Regions from separate parts of the Homo sapiens genome. Here region 1 is linked to region 2. A link is an interaction called in ENCODE POLR2A ChIA-PET data of the cell type or tissue named here. Cell type or tissue: GM12878. All regions are shown on one strand. Each heading gives the region's core, and the rest is flanking DNA. Links, peaks and the distances in the headings are about the cores only.

What was found. Peaks named below come from ENCODE experiments on the same cell type or tissue, not always from the same donor. Only the 100,000 strongest peaks of a DNase experiment are listed, where the experiment ranks them.
Region 1: POLR2A ChIA-PET joins it to region 2 with 7 read pairs; 1 of 35 experiments calls an interaction of 5 or more read pairs at or near these places.

Annotation. Positions count from the first base shown.
Region 1 is chr13:22,114,224-22,124,852 of GRCh38, forward strand. The region is part of intron 3 of LOC105370108 (a long non-coding RNA gene); the gene reads left to right. Among named protein-coding and RNA genes, the nearest start is that of LINC00540, 91 kb to the right of the region's middle. RefSeq lists an enhancer at 631-970. In GM12878, for the core only: no CTCF peak of the experiment used is centred there; a DNase peak (open chromatin) is centred at 7,298; H3K27ac peaks cover 554 bases.
Region 2 is chr13:22,222,010-22,232,638 of GRCh38, forward strand. The region is part of intron 1 of LINC00540 (long intergenic non-protein coding RNA 540); the gene reads left to right. Among named protein-coding and RNA genes, the nearest start is that of LINC00540, 17 kb to the left of the region's middle. In GM12878, for the core only: no CTCF peak of the experiment used is centred there; DNase peaks (open chromatin) are centred at 6,082 and 8,104.

The DNA.
Region 1 (10,629 bases), core at 2,514-7,513, 110 kb before region 2:
TAGAAGTCACAGAAGTTACATGACACTTTAAGTTTGAGAAAGGACTGAATGAGCCACGTTTAACAAAGTCAGACTTGTTACAGAAAAAGAAACAGAAAACCTTTAGAAAATGGCATATAGCTCATGCTTGTAATCCCAGCACTTTGGGTGGCTGAGGCAGGAAGACTGCTTGAGGCCAGGAGTTCAAAACCAGCCTGGGCAACATAGCGAGATTCTGTGTCTACAAAAAATAAAAATAAAAAATAAAAATAAAAAAAATTAGCTGGGCATGGTGGCAAACATTTATAGTCCCAGCTCCCTGTGGGGCTGAGGTGGGATTGTTTGAACCTGGGTAGTTGAGGCTACAGTGAGCCATGATCATGCTACTGTACTCCAGACTGGGTGACACAGTGAGGCCCTGTATCAAAAAAAAAAAAAAAAAAAAAGAAAATCGCAGAGTACAAAAACTAAGAGATGCATTCTGGAAAAATAACAAAACGTGCCGCCAGTCCTAACACCTCTATGTTTTGTATTTTAACCCCCTCCTTGGTTAAGTGAAGGGGAAGTGAAGACCACAGTGACTCGTTTCCTTTAGAAACACTGCTTATTGGCCTGACATCATGGAAAGAAATTTCCCCAGCTATTTTGGTAGTGGTGGTAATTCAACCCTGAATGTAAGAACTGAAACCTTCTCCCACATCTGAGGTCACCATAAACCATTGTGCAAGTCACTAACTCTTTGGCCATTTCAAGTCATTGTTTGTCTTTCTAACAACAGTCTCCATAAATCAGTCACTCGGGTGTTCTCAGGCATTGGAATGAAGTGTGAGTTTTCTCATCCTTGGAAATTAATTGAAATCAACCAGGAGGATCAGATGGCAAGGTGATGAAATCAGAGTCAAAGGAGGGATGGACTAAGAAGCGGAGCCTTGGCCTGCATGCTCCTCGAGGCCTCCGGTTCCCCTTTGCTGATGTGCTCTCCCCAGTGCAATTGAGTTTGTTTTCACTTCCTGTTATTCCAATAGGTCATCACTCTTGGTGTGTGAATGTTTGACCTCTCCCTGTTTCATTACCCAAACCACCGCCCCATCAAAACACCAGCAACAACTGCAGCTTTAGGAGAAGGATGCCAAGTTTGATTTGTTTTTTAGGTAAAGAGTCATCTGATTTTAGCAAGATGGTAACCTGGTGAATGTAAAAGTGAAAAGTTCAGCTCAACAAGGGCTATGTTTTTCTTGTAGATGTCAGAGGATATTTTTCAGATGGTTCTAAAGTGGTTTCTTTTCCTCAGGTGAATAGTAATACTTTGGACTATTTTCTTTGGGGTTATGGAGATAACCTGAAATTGCTCTTCCTTTATCTGAGTATGGTTTCCATGGTTGTACATAAAAGATGTGCTGTCATTACCGAAACACATAGAGGAAAATACCTATTTTCACTTGTATCCATTGCATGTGATTTTTTGGCTCTAGTTCATGAAATTGACCTGTCAGTGAAAAACATATTTCACTGGAGAAATGCCTAAGAAAGTGTTGTTATAACTAACATCCTATTCCTTCTGTTTCTACATCATGGAAAGGTGTGATGTTTTCAGTCTATGTTAAACATTTTCCCGGAGGTGTTTTGTACTAAGACGTTTATTCATTTGGAAAATGTTAGCGTAAAGTCCAAGGACTTTAGAATCAGATCCATTCCTCTGTGTATTAACTGGGCAGATTGGCTAATCTTTCTGATCATCAGATTCCAACATTCATAAAGTAGGAAGAACAATGTCTACTGTTCAAGGTCCTTACTGGGTTTAAAGGCAGTGCAGCTAAGGACACTGCCTGGCATGTTCCGGACATTCTTTCAGCCAGTGGAGGTTTTCTAGCCATGTTCTGACTCTTTTTATTTTTTTGGAGACCGAGTCTCGCTCTGTCTCCCAGGCTGGAGTAAAGTGATGCGATCTCAGCTTACTGCAACTTCCGCCTCCCAGGTTCAAACAGTTCTCCTGCCTCAGCCTCCCAAGTAGCTGGGATTACAGGTGCACACTGCCATGCCTAGCTAATTTTTGTATTTTAGTAGAGGTGGTGTTTCACCATGTTGGCCAAGGCTGGTCTCGAACTCCTGACCTCTGGTGATCCACCTGCCTCAGCCTCCCAAAGTGCTGGGGTTACAGGGGTGAGCCACGGCACCCGGCCATTCTGACTCTACACAGTGCTCCATTGAGTTTCTTACCACAGTTGTAATGCTGCTGGTGGTATGGTTACTAATTTGCTTGTCCTTTGCCAAAATTCATTTGGCTATTTTTATCAAGGAACAAAAGGGAGATACGGAGCCCCTCTGCTTTTGATGTGTAAACTCAGAGCCCTGTGATTTTTTAACATAGTTGAGGTGTTTGATATATAGAGTATTTAATGTGAAGATTCTTTTACAATTTGGTAAAATTGTTGTTTTGACTATTGGTCTGTTGCTTGACTATAAGACTGGGTGTTGAAATATCCTTATTCCAATGAATTTAAAAGCCATTTCTCCTGTGATAGAGGTAAATCATTTGAAACTGCACTTATATTGTCTCCAAAGGAATATTGCATTGTTCCTGAAGAAAAATCAGGTTATATTTCTTAGGATTTGGTAAACAATGAAGGTTACCATAGAATTTTAATGATGACAGCCTTGCAACACCCTTATCATTTTTTGTGTCTGACATTTTCTTTTTGGTGGCTTGCCCTGGTGATCTTTGTATCAGTAGTATCTGTTATCTGTGCCTTGTAGAATAAGCTTTCTGGGGTAGATGTTAATATTGAGCTCAGTACAAATTGATCCCATCAAAAAAACTTTCAAAGTCAGTTTCTTTGTTTTGATTTTCATAGTATAGTAATAAAAATGGCTTAAGTCAGGGGATCTAAGGCTGGGCTTGAGCAGATAAATTAACACACTTGTGGGAATTGGCTCTTGTCTTTAGGCGCCTCAGCTGGGAGTCATTTGTTTGGAATAGGCGACATTTGGCCTCTATCTAATAGTGGGAAATGGACGAGGATTTGAGTGGGCACAGGACCCAATGGGAGCAGATGCAGATGCCCACCAGGCTTGGAGGGCTCCAGAAAGACAGGGATGGGGGTGGGAGCAAAGACTGTAATGAGCTCACTCCAAAAGAAACGGGGCAGGCAGTTCCTGAAAGTGAATCGCCAACTGATTGGAGGGCAGTGCAGCTTATTTTAGAAATTGAACACAACTGGGCTCTTTGACAGAAAAGCGTGGCTGGGTAGGGGTGTGGAATTAAAAACTATCTTACCATTGTCCAGTAGGATGGGGAAGACTTGAGGGCAGACATTAGAGAGAAGAATATTTAATTATTTAACATCCGCTGGTATCATAGGGATCAACATGTCCCTTCTCTGTGGAATATAAGCCATGAAGCAGCATTGAGAAGAGATCATGCAGGTCAGACAGAGCTTCAATAAGTACTGTATAAAAGAACAGAGAGCCAAACAAACTGATGCCTCCCTGGATGCTTTTCAAGGGCGTATGGATCCTAGGTATAAAGGTCTCTATGGCCAATGAGTTGTGGGGGATAAAGGCTTTGGATGCCATCCTGAAAATCTTATCCCTGCTGAACCATGGGACCTCAGTGTTGCCAGATGGGATGGCTTCTCTGTGGCAGGTCGGAAATGCATTTGAGGGTATGGGGTGGGAGTGTGCTGCTGAGTTGGGCTCTTAATGGACAGATGAACATCTCACCGAAATTTCCCGGTATTTGGAAGTAATTGGTGACTTGTTTCCATCCTAATTGACAGCCTCAAAACCAAGATCATGTGCATATAGTGATTGAATTAGCCCTTCCTCCCCCAGCCCTACCCCTGCCCCACCCCCAGCATCCCAGATGTTTACTGTAGCTCAGGCGGACTCCAGGGCACTAATTGATGTAAGAGGATAGAAACTCTTGTGTGCCTGATAGGCCGTGAACATCTATGCTTTGTAATATATATGACTATAACCTTCTTAAAGGATTTATGTTCCTTATACAAGAACAAGAGGAAAAAGAAAGCCACTCCCTGATCCCTACTCCTAACTATCAGAATAGTGAATTGGAAAAGGATCTGAGACAGCCCTCGATCTGAACCTCAGTTTTGGGAAGCAGTGACATACCTCTGGGACTCAAAGCAAGTCACTTGGCCCTGCTAGACTTTGGGATGGCCCCGGCACTGTGCCAACTCTTTCAAAAACATTACCTCATTTAGTGCTGAAGCCACCCATGTCTTGCTTTCTTTTGCATAAAACTTGTTGGATGAAAAAGGACCTGGTTAAGGTTTAAAATACGATTTGTAATAATAATAGAATAATAGGCTCTGTGTTTTGAGCACATTCCACATGCCAGGCATGTGATACTTACAATGTATGTTTCCAAACACCGTCTCATTTAATCTTTAGAGTAACCCTATGAGGCAGGTACTGATTGAGGTTGGTAAATCTCAGGTCGTAAAGATAGTATGCCATGTTGTGAAGATAGGAGTAGAAATCTAAATCCCGAATTATTGTATTTAAAATCCAGAGCATCTTTTGGCAAATCTGTATTTTAGCTTCCTAGAACTATACTGAAATTTTTTCTGGAGTAATGAAGTAGTAATGAGTAATGAAAACATTAGCAATTCTAGTCATTCTTCACCACCATAACAAAGAATTCAAGATTTCTTTTTATGTGGATCTCAGAAATCTGATGACATACCTGGAGTGTTCTTCTGGAGGGAATATTTACACTTTACCTTTAGGATATCACACAACTCTCTTGTCCATTTCTAGCCAAGTCCCACAGAAGCCCTGCGGGTCACTGAGCATTGACCCCAGAAGTTAGCATTTTCTTTGTTCTCGTCTTGAAAGCTACAAGCAGATGAAAAATCTTAGATCCACGCATATGTGTGCTGTAGGGCTATGGCTTTCTTTACTAAATGAAGGCATCTTCAAACTTTGAGAAAACACTTTGCTTATGTAGCTGAAATCACATCAAATGTTTGCTTTCCTTTTCTTGTTGTTGCTGCTGATGCTATTTTTCAGGCAAACACTGAGCTTGAGACAGAGAAATCTTCAAGAGTATGTTTCATAGAGGTGTTTCAGCTTCTCTGGCAGAAAAGAACCCACAAGTTCAAAAATGAACATGGACCTCTTGAAACAGACTGTATTCTAGCCCCGATCTCAGGCAGGCTCCTGACCCACAGAAAGAACATGTTCTCCAGTATATCTGTTATCACAGAAGGAGAAAAAAGATGGAATCTGACATGGCTACAGCTTTAGGCAGACAATATTATGTATAAGCATTTTTTTTTTATAATTGACAAAGGTAGTAAAACTAAGAAAGTGATACGCTTCATTCTTTTAGTCATAAAAATGGACTTTTCTTTGGTTACTTTCACTGACTGCTTAAGTAGCTTTCCAAACTCCAAATCCTATTGAGACCTGACACAGAATTGTCTTAAGTTCTTTCTTCTCCTCTCCCTCTGGCATATCAAGGGTCAGCCTAGATGTTCCATCTCAGCGTTCTCCACATCCCTTTGCAGATGGCGGAGGAATGGGGAGGCAGGATCTTCAGTGGTAAAAGGATGTGTTAGTAGAGGAGAGCCAAGGAGAGCACACCCTTATCTGTGCTTGAAGGTGAGAGGGAAGGGGTGGTCAGTGGGTCAGCTCTGGTCCTGCTGAGGATGGCCCCGGTCTCCAGGCAGTGAGGGCTGAAGGGAGGACAGTCAAAGAGAATGGACTCAAGGCCGTCAGAGCAGGGCTGGAACCCATGACTCGCCATGAGTTTACCCGGGCATGTAGGTCCCATTTGGGACAAGGGACAGAACCTTTGAAACCAGCAGATGTCACCAGTGCATACCCAGTGAGCCATGCAAGGTCAGAGGGTCCCCCTTCCCAATGGGAGGATATGTGGGTTGTCTTCTACCCTTTACACCTGGATGCCGTCTTAGGGAGCTGAGTAGGAGAGACCCACTGGTAGAGACAAGGCGTTTCTATCTGGGAGAGACTGAAGACTGCATAAAAGAGAAGGTTCCAATGATCTGATGGAAAGGCCAGGCTGCTAACAATGCATATCACTTTTCAGCACATTTGAATTAAATGCTTTAAGTGGGCAAATGTTGCAGCTTCATCGTAGCTGCTAAACCCAAACAGTGAATCTCCAGCTGATGGATCCGCAGAGAGGAGACAATCTGAGTCCGTTTTTGATCTGTCTAAATTACACAGCAGGACCTGCTTCTTTGCCCACTGTACTCATGTAACCTGTGACCCTGTGACCTGTTTAATCTTTGATTGACCTTAAAGCATCATATGCTAAATGAATCAGTATCTCTAGTATATATTGGATAAACCAGAGGTCTAACTTGGAGACCTTTCTGAGTAAACAGTAAATACCTTTTGGTACACTAAATGTTTTTCTGCAAATCTTCCAGTCCTTTGCCACGGCCATATTTAGCTCCTTCCTTTGTTTCGCTCTCACTTGGTCCCCACTAGTAATCATCTCAGACTTTATATGGAATGCCCCTGCTTTTCCAGTGTGAAATTCTTTTTGGAGGATCTGAAACAAGGAGAATGAGTCACTGACACGAACACATCTCAAACGCTAGTATTATGGCTTTAACCACCTTCCTACAAGCTGCCAGCCCTATGCCTCCAGAAAGCTGTGCGGCTGTTCCCCTGACCTCACACACAGGTCAGCTGCTTGGAGGTCGAGGTCAGGCCAGGATGCGCAAATGAAATTGTGAGGTTCATCTTGCCCTCACGTAGCCCAGAGTAGTTGAGGGAAGAGCTGCAGGTTTGGCCTTGAACTTGGGAAGCTCTGAGTGATCAGCTGGGAAACATGGCCTGGGCACAGCCCTCTGCCTAGCTGTATTACTTAAGGTCCCCTGTGAGCTCCCGGCATCACAAAGTGTAGCAATAAACCATCACCATATGTGCCATGGTACCTCTTAATGCACATTCTGGGAAATGTCTTTCAAGGAACGCTGTTGTACAATGGAATTAATTTTCACAGGTAACTTGTAGGACCAAAAGTTTTATTTTTAAAAAAATGCTCTAAAATTTCCATGACTTCAGCACCTGGAAAAGCTGTAGAGCCTAACGGGGCATCCCATTAGACAGGCCTGAAAAAGAGCAGATGGAAATTCTGAGGGTGAAGTGAAAACAGATGGGAGCTCTGCAGGTGAAACATGAACTTGAGTATTTCAAAGTTCATATTGCTGAACGTAAAATCCCATTAAGTGCGTTCCGATAAAGAGTTAAACTGACAAGCTGCCTGGTGATCTCCCTCCTTGTGAGTTTCCAACGCATTTTGCCACGGACAGTTTCTGTGGCTGGGGTTAAAAAGTACTTCCTCCAAGGCTGCCCGCTCATTTGCAAATGGCAGGTCTTCAAGCTGCACTTTCTCCTGCCTGGGACTCCAAGGTGGCGGCCTTGTAAACAGGGAGACATGGTTCAGCCTCTTTCTTTTTCTTTTTTAGCTGGTTGCTTGTCTGTCCCCTGTAATTTCCCCATCTCCATTTAGACAGCTGTGCACCCACGGAAAGCTGTGCTGGCCAGGCAGGCCGGCTGGTGCTCTGGCCAGTCTGAAGCCTTCTGGTGTTTTGAAAAGATGTCACTTCATCCCACAAATGTCCCCTTCTGTGAAAGAGGCCAAACTGTGTGACACAGCTATCCTCCGCGCAAGAAGGGCCTGGCACTCAGCGTGGTGTTTACTAGCAGTGGGTAGTCCACCACCTGCTATTTCTTAAATGGCATAGAACTCTGCAAGTTGCAGGAGATAAATAGGTTCTAAATTTACTTGAGTCTGTGTAAGTGACCTGAACAGCCCAAAGGGAAGATTCTCTCTGATGAAGGGGCTGGCTCTTCACTTTGGTGCTTGCTTTGTGTGCGCGCGCGCGCGTGTGTGTGTGTGTGTGTGTGTGTGTGTGTGTGTGTTTTAAGAGACAGGGTCTTATGCTGTTACCCAGGCCAAGTGCAGTGGTACCATCATAGAGCTCACTGCAGCCTCAACCTCCTGTGCTCAAGCAATCCTCCTGCCTTGCCCTCCCAAGTAGCTGGGACTACAGGTGAGCACTACCACACCTGGCTAATGTTTATTTATTTTTTATAGAGACAGAGTCTCACTATGTTGCCCAGGCTGGTCTCAAACTCCTGGCCACAAGTGATCTTCCTATCTTGACCTCCTGAGTAGCTAGGAGTACAGGAGCCACTGTGTCTGGCTTGGTGCTTGCTTTATGATGTCAGACTGCAAGGGAGAACTGGAAGGGGAGTTGGGGGTTGTGTCGATCTTTTCTGTCCATTGTCCCAGCTGCTAGCTGCATAGAATCCAACACCAGACTTTCCCAGGAGGAGGAGGATGATATGCATTTATCTAACATCATCTCTCTGGGTTGACTTTCCTGTATTCATAGAGGAAAAGTTTATAGGATAGGGAGTTCTTAGTCAAGTGGTCAGGGGTGGGGAGGTTTGGAGGTGCAACCTTTCTGGTATTTTTCCCAAGAGTCCGAATTACCCTTCTTAAATCAAAAAGCACATGTGAATCCCAAAGGAGCTCAAATTGTAGATGTGGGTGTAGTTTGCTTAATTCACAGGGGCTGAAATGTAGGAGCTCTGAAAGAGTCCCATAAAGGAGTAAAACTCGTGCATTTTTCTGAGATTTTAAATATGTGAGATGTTACACATCTAGATGCTTCCAGAAGCTATGACAATAAACGTATTTAACAATCATGCCAGCAAACAAATGATGCTGGTTTTGCACAACTGGTCCAATGACACCAGGGACACCTGTGGGAGTATCAGCCTTGCTTCAATGTGCCCACAAGGCTGCAGACTGCCTAAGTACTGTATCTGAAGCTCAGTGGTTTCGATGGTATCTTTAGAGCCCAAATTGATTGAATACTCACTCTCAATAAAATAGGAATAAAAATTTGCCTTGTAAATTTGTTGTAAAAATAATGCCTGATGCGAAGTGCTTATTAAGTAGCACTTGCTATTATTATTCAGCATTCTTCAGACTAGAACATAGTAAAAAATTTTTTTTATTATACTTTAAGTTCCAGGGTACATGTTCACAATGTGCAGGTTTGTTACATATGTATACATGTGCTGCACCAGTTAACTCATCACTTGTTGGTGTGCTGCATCCATTAACTCGTCATTTACATTAGGTATTTCTCCTAATGCTTTCCCTTCCCCCGCCACCAACCCCACGACAGGCCCCAGTATATGACATTCCCCACCCTGTGTCCAAGTGTTCTCATTGTTCAATTCCCTCCTATGAGTGAGAACACGCGGTATTTGGTTTTCTGTCCTTGCGATAGTTTGCTCAGAATGATGGTTTCCAGCTTCATCCATGTCCCTACAAAGGACATGAACTCATCCTTTTTTATGGCTGCATAGTATTCCATGGTGTATATGTGCCACGTTTTCTTAATCCAGTCTATCATTGATGGACATTTGGGTTGGTTCCAAGTCTTTGCTATTGTGAATGGTGCCTCAATGAACGTACGTGTGCATGTGTCTTTATAGTAGCATGATTTATAATCCTTTGGGTATATGCCCAGTAATGGGATCACTGGAAATTTTTATTTTTTATTAGTTTTTATATGTTGATGCTGACAAGGTCTCTGTTTGAGATGCACCTAGCTTTGTTTGTTTTAAACCACTTTATTGAAGTATGATTAATGTACTAAAAGCTGTACATATTAAATGTGTACAACTCGATGAGTTCAGGGATAAGTGTGCACCTGTGGAACTGTCATGGCCATCAAGGCCATAAACGTATTCATCACCTCCATCACTGAAACTTTGTACCCTCTAACCAACACCCTGTCCTCACACCAAGCTTGTTTTGAGTATTGAATGTATCATAAACAATCTAACATGTCGAATCATTTGATGGCATTTTCATTTGTTAAGCCTGGCAACCCTAGCCAGATTAGAAGAAGCAATGGCTAGTTGTGGAGTGGCCATCATGTATCTTAGGAAGGCACGTCCCTCAATATGTAGAAGATTTGGCACCCAAAGCCTGGGTAAACCAGTGAAGGGGGCATGCGTGACTATTGGCCTGCAAGCTGAATCCCAGCAGTTTACAATTCTCTGTGCTCTGGAGACTCTCTGTGCTGTTTTGCTTCAAGCAATCTTGTTTAATTTGTACCTTAACAATCTAGAACCTTGCAGGAGGCCATAAATGTCTGGCCTCTGTGAAGTCGAGATGAAACAAACAGCCTCTTTAATGAAACTAGGGCAAGTGACAGAGTTAGAGTTAAAATTCGGCCATTTTTATTCCGGAATTCTTGCTTAAAATATCCAGGGGTAGACATCTCCGAAACCTAAAATTCAGCAGCCACATGAGATGTGGAACATGAGGCCAGTTCATGAGATGCTACTTGGTAAATGGAGAACTTACAAGTCTAGTGATGTATCTGATTATGTGGCTGTGTAAAAATTGCTTGTGACTTTAAAAAAACCTTCTAGGTTTTTTCCTACTTCTAGGTAACAATGGGAAGCCAGGGAGACATTGTTGTAATACCAAAAATGTGCAAGAAATGTTTACTAAAAGTTTTTGTTGAAAGACATTTGTAACAATGAGATTTTCCCCAAGGAGCTGATGATTCAAGTAGTGGTTGTTGTTTATGTGTGGGTACAAAAATCACTGTCACT
Region 2 (10,629 bases), core at 3,724-8,723:
CGGATTAAAGTAAGGGCCAGTGTCGTTAGCAAATGATGATATCTCAATGGCAAATCGGTTAGCAGTGTATACTTGGTTCTGTAAAATTGTATTGATTACGTACTCTGTGAAACCAGAGAATGCATACAGACTTTTCTGCGGCTCCAGCAAGTGTATAATCTGATTGGGGAACCAGACACTTGACCCCTAAAACATAACCAATAATTTATAATGGCCAACTTTATATTCATTGGAAATGGAGAAGATGCTGTATACTGTTTGATATAGCAGTGAGCAATGTATTTTTCAAGGTTTTAAAACAATTTGTAGAATAAATAAAGCTATGAGCAGTAGAATTCTCAAATCTGCAGATGGCATGAAGTTTCAGGTATAGTTTTATGCTGGATCCATGAATAAGAACCTAAGAAGAGTATGACAAGTTGGAATGCTGATTCTCACAGAGCAAAATTTAATGAAAACAAAAATAAGAACCAGACTTAGGTCTTAAAATATAAATGCTTAATTGCCTAATGGGGCGAATATTTTTCAGCAGACTACTTAGCAAAGCCTGTTGGGGCTGGATGCGGTGGCTCACGCCTATAATCCCAGCACTTTGGGAGGCCAAGGTGGGTGGATCACCTGTGGTTAGGAGTTTGAGACCAGTCTGGCCAACATGGGTGAAACCCCATCTCTACTAGAAATACAAAAATTAGCCAGATGTGGTGGCAGGTGCCTTTAATCCCAGCTACTTAGGAGGATGAGGCAGGAGAATTGCTCGAACCCGGGAGGCAGAGGTTGCAGTGAACTGAGATCGTGCCATTGCACTCCAGCCTGAGCAACAGAGCAAGACTCCGTCTCAAAAACAAAACAAAACAAAACAAAACCTGTTGGGTAAATGAGTCAAGAGTGAAAGAGGAGAAGGGGAGAGGGTGAACCTGAATTAAGCAGCTACTGTCAGGGCCCAGCAGCTGAGCTGGGCGCTCTACTCATGTTTCCTTGTTTCTGCCCACAGCAACACTGTCCCATCGCTGAGCACCATGCACAGCATGAGCATTTTCTCCTGTTCACTGTGTAGGCCCACCTTGCAGGGTGGATGCCATCTTCATTTTACAGATGAGGTAACTGAGGCTCAGAGAAGTCCAGTCCCTTGGCCAAGGTACTACAGACAGCAAATGAGAGGCAATGTGATGTTTCTTAAAGTCTCTGTCTTGTGTTTTAAACCAAGCCATTCTGTCTTTCCAAGATGTGATGTAGCCTCACGGATAGGCATGCAGTACCCAGAGTAGGGGAGGTAGCAGTCCTGTTCTGTGGGGAGAAGGCGGATTTCAGTAATAAGTGCATGATCATGGCACCAGATGGCCTGGGTTCTCTTAAAGCAAGTTTAGCCTAAAGCTACCTCCTTACATATTTAAAGTTCAGTCTAAAGATTTCTCTGTATATAGTGAATTATAACCTACATGGAGGTTTAAACAAACTGTAACCTACGCTTGTGCCAATCACTGAATTCTGGCCAATCAGAGGCATCCAGTTGTTCAAACCGTTTTCCAATAAGGCAAACGCTGAGCTGTAACCATTCCAGCTGTTTGTGTGCTTCCGTTCTGTTTTCTGCACATCACTCCCCTTTTTCTGTCTGTAAATCTCCTTCCACCACGCAGCTGTGCTGGAGTCTCTCTGAGCCTGTTCTGGTTCAAGAGGCTGCCCAATTCGTGAATCGTTCTTTGCTCAATTAAACTCTGTTAAATTTAATTTGGCTAAGGTTTTTCTTTTAACAGTCCTATTGCAGCTCTGCCACTTAGGAGCTGTGTGGCCTCGACCAAAAGAATGAAAAACAACAAACAACCCTCTGTGCCTCAGTTCTTACTTCTCTAAAGTGAGAGCACGAGTAGATAATGGCAGTACCCACCCCCCTGTAGGTTGCTCAGATGATTCATTGAGGGATTTTGTATAAAGCGTTTTCGAGTGGGCCTGGCACCGTCTAAGGGCAGATGTTACTGCTCTGCTCAGACCAGATCCCACCTGGAATACCAGGCCACACACTGCAAGAGACACCTTGGCAAGTAATTTTTCTCAGAAAATGACAGAGCCGGAAACAACTTCCCTGCAGAATCACAGAAGGATCTGAAGGCATTTAGTCCTATGTGATGAGAGCCGCTTAAAAATATTTGAACTAACTTTGCTCTAAGCCCCAAAAAAGAGCAATAGAAGAAAATTAAGATTGCTTTGTTTCATAATCTCCCCCTAAATAATGACATCGGATGTTTCCAGAAGCCTTAAAGCACTGCCTGGCACTTGAGAGGTGCTTCTGGGCCGCCTCTCTAGGATCTTCTGCATGCGGGGCTGTGTCTGAGCATCACAGGCATCCCCATGGTCAGTGTCCTCCAGGCACGATGCCAGGACACTGCTCAGATTCCTCTGGACAGTGACCAGATGCAGGGAGGCAAAGTCACTTGTCTACCTTCATATTAATTTATTCAGAAAATATTTATCGAGTGTCTGTAATGTTCTAGGCATTGTTCTAGGCACATGAAAAAAACAGACACAACTGTTGCCCTGGTGATGCTGACATTCCAGCCAGGGGCAATGGAATCAGGAACCTATCAGCTTGACCTTGACCTCACACATGGGCAATAAATGAACCAAACAAAACCAAAGTGTAAAAACTGAACCTTCTAAGTATCTGACACCTCTCTTTTACTTAATATGCTTTCAGTTGACCAACATCCAGCTAACCTATTGGCTACCAAGCATTTGTATATGCTGTCTATTATTTAACTCTTGGAGTGAACCTTTTGCATAAGTATTAGTCCATTTCACAGGTAAAGAAGCAGGCTTAGGAACTTCCGGTGACTAAAGCGACACCTGGGGATTCAGGCCCAACATGATTTTCATTACAAAGTGCTGCCCTCCAAATAGAAATCAAGTAGGCAGAGTATGTGGCATCCTCTGTGGCAGTTTCTCTATGAAAATTAGTACCTGGGATCCCTTGACATACGGACTAGTCAAGATTTGGCTGTCATCTCTAGACCTTCTGGCATATAAGCATCTGATGGCCATAAGCTGCCCTAGTGGCTCTGAGTGTCTGCACATTCTAGTTTGGGGTACTGATTCAATCCAGTGTCTCTAGGAATGGGGTCTGGGAGTTGGTTTTAAAGCTCACCATGAGCTTTAAAGCTTCTGAGGGATGTAGTGCAGGATTCAGGTAGCATGCATGTGGGTGTGACGGGCCAGGAATGGATGTGGATCTGATTTGAGCTCTGCAAGCCACGCCAATTCTTGGCCTGGTATGGTGAGTCTGTAAGCCCCATGGCTTCCACTTCCTTATGGGTCACTAGAGAAGGATTATGCATTGGGTGCTTCTCGCTGGACCTTTGCTTCTTTTGCAGTTCCAGGTGGGAGAAGCAGTTGCAAAAATGCATGGATTTAGGGTGAATAGGGTCCTTCTGTGTTCTTGGTACAGTTACCTTGAGAAAACTGGTCAGAGGCAGCTAATGCGGCAGTGAAGTCTGCATTGCTTGTGGTACCTTCAGTCCTTATCAAGCAGTGGCTGTGTTCTCAGCTCAAGAACCACTGAGGAGGCTGTCTGATGATCAGAACCGTGTTTCTGCTGTCTGTCACAGAGCCCATCACAGGTAACTCCCCAGGCAAGGTACTGAGGTAGGGAGCACTCATTTCCCCACAGACGGATGGGACAACAGGGCTCTCTAGGGTGAAGGTACTCAGAGGTATAGGGAATCATCCTCTCATGGGGCCTCTTTGGTGGCTGCACATCCTGGGAAACATCCCTCAAGGCTGGAGCCTGCTGGGTTAGTGCCAACACTCACACACAGACCCACTGCAGCTCTGAGCTGCATAGATGCGGGAAGCTGAGCAGCATTTGGGCCATGTTACAGCACACTGGGGTAGAGGCATGGCAGCACGTGATTCTCTCCCATGTCCAGGAGCCTCACATTAGGCAGAAAGTGGAAATTCAGGGCAACACACATCTTACTGGGACATCAAGTCCTTTGCTTGAGACATATGAGTTCAGGTTTTCTAAGACTTTCCCTTTACAATCCTATGAGTATACTTCCTTGGGATAATTTTCTTCAGCTTAGAGCAATCTCTAGGAAACGTTCTTCTGGAGCTGAAGGTTTGTCTTTGCTTTTAAAGTTTTAATCTCATTCTTTTCTCCGAGTCACAGCCTCCTGGTGCCATGAGAAACAACAGTCCCCTTTTTCCTCAGTGGCACTCACATCCTCTAAAGACTTGCAGGCAGAGAGCCAGCAGCCATTTCTCCCTTGGTTCACTCGTTTGTCTGCTTCCAAACTCATCTTTCTCCAACTTAGATACAGTTATTTTACTTTCTTAAATAGCCAGTTCCTTTTAATTAATCTTGGGACTCATCTCCACTCCGGCTGCCTTATGTTGGTAATAGTATAGCACTTTAAAATAGACTAATTTGCACATGTAGACATAGCTATAAAATTCACCCATTATAATGAGGATATATATATACTTCCACATTTATATGCAACACCTTCTGGAAAATTCTACTTCCAGTCTCCATCCCAACCTTGTCCACTCACATCATTGAATGACAGAGGGGCAAACATGTTGAGTTCATACATTCTCGGTCTATGCCAGGAGACAACTGCACAGACACAGTGTTTAAATGTTGGCTCTTGTTATGCAAATTGTTTACATGAAAATGATCACAAAAATCACTTTATTTGATATAGGAAAGAAAAAAAATTTAGTTTGGAAAGTCTCAATAGACTAGAAATGAATTCCTAGTTCTCATAGTCCAAAGAGGAGCCTTCCCTTTTCCATGTTGTTATAGAAATGATTTCAGGATGTACAAATTGGTACAACCAACCAAGCGGGATTATTTGATAAATATGTAATTTCTACAGTGTCATTTGGAAATGATTGCAAATATGTCTATTCAGATAGGAGGAAAATCCTACTCTGAAGACTGTGGTCCTTGCAGTCTGCATTGTAACCTATGCGACATAAAGAGAAAGCCATGTGCTCTGAAAGGCTGCCCTTGAATCCTTGTCCCAGTGGGAATGAGCCAAATTCAGCACCTACCTCATAAAATCTGAACGTGTGTCTCACTAGGGCTGGGGTTTCTGGAGAACCACCCCTATTCACATGGAATGAAATTGTATCGAAGCACTGAAGGGAGAAGAGCCATCTAACATAATGTCCTAATAAAAAGGCCAAGAGGACTGGCCCTTATCTCAGGTATGCACACACATTAGCTCCTGCCATGGGCAACTGAGTGTTTGGGCATTGGGATTAAGGATAAAAAGAAATCATTCTTAATAATGAGAGAGAGTGCCAGGAATTTTTCTTGCCTCATGAAGTAAGGTAATTCGCTGAACTAAGAAATAATGAACAAGACAAACTGGCAGGCCGACCGGGGGGCTCAGACAGGTGCCTACTTTCAAGGAGCCTGTAGGGCAAAGAGGCATCTGCTCCCGAAGGAGGACTTTAAATAGCCATTTGTTACACCAACATTTTTATGAATAGACTGAAGTAGGAATGTGATTAGGCTGGGGTGGGGAATGCGTGTGGATAAATAGCAGTGGAGGAGATGTGCTTTAAATATTCTTTGTGCGTAGGATCTGAGAGTAGCACTGAGGATGATGTTAACCCTTTAAGGAGCCACCTTTTAAACAGATAGCAGTAGACAGCAAGGGCATTTCCCCAGGGGTGGATCAGGCTCCGCTTTGAAAACCAGTCACCCCGATGACTCCTTGACCTTGCTGGGAGAAACAGCCTATTGTACCTGGCCCAGCCTTTCCTGAGAGGATTCCAACTTGGAGGGAAACTCTGTGTAGCAGGTGGTGTCTCTGGGGACCCTGTTTTCATGTTGGGGATGTCCAGCCTTGTATCAGGGATGGTGCTGGCACAACAGCACCTGAAACATGGCCTCCCATAGGGTAGCTACTTGATTAATATCAAGTGAATGAGTGAATGATTTAATCAATGATGTTCAGGTTCATCAGACTCCTTTTGACCTGAGCCTCTGTCCAGAAACCTAAAAATATATCTCATCGGACACTTCAGTAGGCTTGCTTCAACTGTCCCTTGTTCCTCTTTTTTTCTTCAACTTCTTAACTGTATGTGGGTTTGTGGAAGATACAGGAAGAAGGCACACTTCATTGCTCAGCCTGAGAAGACTTTGCAAACCTTTGAGAGCCACCTCTCATTCTACTTTCTCTCCAGTCTGAGCCCTGGAATATGCTGGCAACCCAGGGAGCATCTCTCTGCCCTGTGAAAACTGGGACTAGCAAAGGAGTGGGTGAGGAAGCTGCCGTAAGCACTCCATAACTTCTGCTGGTTCTCGGCTCCAGGGATGACAGGTGGAGTCGTGTCTCTGGGATTTGCCAGGTGGCTCCCAAATCCTGAGTCCTATTTGTCTACTTTAGAGCAGTGAGGCTCAAATTTCAACATCCCAACATACCCCTGAGTATCTTGTGAGAATATGGACCCTGTTCCAGGAGTCCTGAGGTGGAGCCCTGACTTTGCGTTTCTAGCAATTCTGCAGGTGACACTGATGCTGCTGGACCTCCGGCCAGCCTGACTCTGAAGCAGATTGAAGCATGAAGAAGACACAGCCTCTGTCTGAGTTCTTTTTCTTTTTCTTTCTTTTTTTTTTTTTGGTTTTAATAGAGATGAGGTATCCCTCTGTTGCCCAGGCTGAAGTGCAGTGGTGCAATCATAGCTCATTGCAGCCTTGAACTCCTGGACTCAAGCAATCCTCCTGCCTCTGCCTCCCGAGTAGTGAGGACTACAGGTGCATGCCACCGTGCCTGGCTAATTTTTTAAAAAAATGTTTTCGCTATGTTGTGCAGGCTGGTCTTAAACTCCTGGCCTCAATTAATTAATCCCCCAGCCTCGGCCTCTGAAAGTGTTGGGATTACAGGCATGAACCACTGTGCTCATCCTCTCGTTTGAGCTCCTATATCAGAGCAAAACCTCAACACTTGTAAGGATTTATTGAGCAACTTGGTGATGCAAGCTAAGGACTTTGGTACTGACACTCATGGTAACTGCCTGCAGTGTGGCCTTTTGAGGGTGCTGATTTCTCAGTGGAACTTAAACTAATGGATGATGTACCTTCTGATTGTCTCCTGGATGTGCTGCCATTACTCCTTTGGGAGTGTGGACACACAAACACACACACACATATGTGCCCCAGGTCAACTGTTACAAAGCTCCATGGCTATTGGTTGAGCTCAGTGATTATGCACACAATACGCACATGTGCAGGTGCGACCCACAGTCCTAGGACAGGGCCGGCTTCTGGAAGAATAGTGTCTGTGCCTGAAGAGCCTAGCAACTTAAAAGGCTGTTGAGCACTTGCAATACAACACATGACTATCCAGTCTATTAGAAAAAAATACACATGATACCTTTGATTAATTAAATGCTTGATTGATTAAATAACTTTTGGTTTAATTATTCCTACAGGGACTTCTAGGAGAGAAAAAGCCAACCAAGCAAACAAAAACACAAGAATTCCATTCCTTGCCAAAATATTGGCAGTCAGTATTTTCAGGCAGGTGTGCACTGTATGCTTTGCGGGACAGGCTTCCTGTGAACTGATGTTGGGGGATGCTGTCCCCAGATGTGGGAGATTCCATCTCTGTCAGGTCACATGATGATGGACAGCAAGAGTGTTAATAAGAAGCCTAAGACAGAATTCCTAGACAAAGGCAGCCCTCTGCACAAACCCGTTCCTGCTTGGCTAGAATCCCTTGTCACCTTGGGACCACACTGCCCAGGTGTGGCTTTCGATCCCAGGCCTTTGATTACCCACAGGTCTTCCCATTGCTCCTCCCCCAGCACTGAAATCATTTCAGCAACATTCTAAAGTGGATTTCAAGACATTTCCTAAGCCGTCAGGTGCATAAAAATCAGTAAATAATGTGTATGGAGCACTCACCATCTCTGGACGTGATAACAGGTAGAATTGACCTTCTGATGTTAATGAAGTAAACTGCAGTTTCTGATGTTAATGAAGTAAACTGCTATTGGGGTTGGACAGAGGGTTTCTACTGAGAATCCACGTGCTAGCATTCTAAACCACGCACCACCCCGAGAGGAATTCCCGGTAAGCAGTGGGGCTGACTGAAACCCACAATGCTGTCTTTCTAAAGTACAGGCTCCCACACAGACCTGCTTTGCTTTAAACTGTCATTACAATGAACCATCACTTGAAAACCTCCATGATCTTGACAAAATTGGAACAGTGATATAAAAATAAAAGGTCAGAAAAACCATGTATGATAGAGCTGAGCTGGCCTGGTATAGATTTCTTCAAAGACCTCCTTTGCTCACTACTAAAGCCAAGACGATGTGTCAAAGTTGTTTAAGAGAGGAATCATTTTTAATCAATGTGACCTCAGCTTTCCAAGGTGCTTAGGTCTGGGAACACTTAAAGTACATCTGTTATTATTTTGGTTGTGCTGAATTTCTTATTTTATATGGTTTCATTTCAAGAGGGGCTATTTGAGGGAATATGGAGGTAAGCTCTTGTCACCATATTCTGGTTGAGTTTTTTAGGATTATTTATGTCTCTAGTTCTTATTGATATTTCTTGCTTCCATAAACTTGCCTTCTGGTAGTAATTTTACATTGAAATTTTACTTTAGAATCTACATCTCTGCCCTTTGTGATAAAACCTAGTGCCAAATTGTCTCTCAGTGACTTAATTGGTATTAGATGTATCATCCCATCAATCCCCAAATTTAAAACAAATATGTTCCCTACATGTGGTTTTGTACTAGTTCCTTTATGGAGACAATGCATAGAGACCTGGCCCTGCCACCTGTGAGTTTATAGTTTGAAAGTGATGTGAAGGAAACAGAATCAATCACAGACACATTAAACATGTGAACATGGGCTAAATAAAAACTGGAAAATAAGTCAACGGTTGAAGTGCAGACAAAAATGATGCTTATCTTCCCTGTCCATCTTCTCTCCCATTCTGTCATCTAATTCTACTACATCTCTGCCCTTTGTGATAAAACCTAGTGCCAAATTGTCTCTCAGTGACTTAATTGGTATTAGATGTATCATCCCATCAATCCCCAAATTTAAAACAAATCTGTTCCCTACATGTGGTTTTGTACGAGTTCCTAATTCTACTATTCATCTAACTGCCCTTCTCTCTACCCCTTCACCCAGCCATGCATCCATCTATATGCTCATTCATCCATCCATCCACCCACTCAGTCATCCATCCATCCACTCACTCACCCATCCAGTCACCCACCCATCAACCCATCCATCCATCCATCCATCCACCCACCCACCCACCCATTCATCCACTTACCCATTCATCCACTTACCCATTCATCTATCCATCCATCCATCCGTCCATCTGTCCGTCCGTCCATCCATCCATCTGTATGAAGAAGTTCATAGAATAGAAAAGAGTTGGGTTTTGTGTAGCCTCAGGTATTGCTGATCTGGTTTTGCCAGACCTTGAGTGACATAGTATCAATATCTATCTACAACAAAAGCCGGACGGGTCTTTTAACTAGGTACTATATGATCTGTCCAGATAAACGAAGGATAAGCCAAGAAAACACCATAGCAATAACTATACTGGTAACCTAGGTATAGTTAGGGATAAACAAATACTGATTTGTTTAGTCTCACCAAACAAATTGTGAAAACCTTTAGCCACATTTGGTTAAGAGATAGATTTCCTTTTGATTTGGTCAAGGCTATGCTTTGTGGGTGACCTAATTTCTGCTCAAATTGTTTTTCTCCCACTGGGATGTTACTTTCTAGTTTCAAAGCCCTCATCATGCTTTGTGGATGGTCTTTTATTTCTCTGAGTTCACTTGAATTTCAAATCTTGATGATATGCACATTTGGAAATGGCTTTTCCCTGTAGCATGTGCTGGTCAACACCTGAGGCTGTGTATGTTCCTCCCTGTAGTGGGGTCTCAGCCGGCTGCCCTTTCAGTGTTTTGTGTCTGGTGTATGCAAGCTTGGCCCAACAGCATTTTGCTTTTGATGTCTTTGCCATTCTGAGAAGCATGAGAAGGATTGTATTTTTCCCTTTTCCCATCTGCTTTTTGATCAGATGGGTCCGTTCCTGAATGAGGTCTAAATTGAAGAGGGACCCTCTGTTGGATGCAAACATTGATACTAGGGCACCTCCTGTGCAACACTGTCAAATAGCCTTAACGATAATGAGAGTTGGAATGGTCATTGTTTCTGACTCTATTCTCTTACTCAGTGTAACAGCAAATTAGTTCACTTAAGAGCTATCTTGCAAAGCTCTCTTAGTCCTGCTAAACGTGCAACCTCCTAAGTACTAGCGACCTGTTTTTGGCCTAGGTCCTTCACTTTGCTGCAGGAAGTGTGCTTCATCTAGCTCAGCTGGTTTCTGGGCTCAGGCCAGCCTGTGCCTATTGCCATCCTTCCATAGTTACTGGTCCACACTACTTGCCTCCCAGCTGAAAATTATTTTCAATTGTCTCTCTATTGTCTAGACATTTTCCCCTGTGGACCCAAATCTTCTCAGTTTTAAAAGAGATGTGGCAGTAGCTCACGCCTGTAATCCCAGCACTTTGGGAGGCAGAGGTGGGTGGATCACTTGAGACCAGGAATTTGAGACCAGCCTGGACAACATAATGAAAC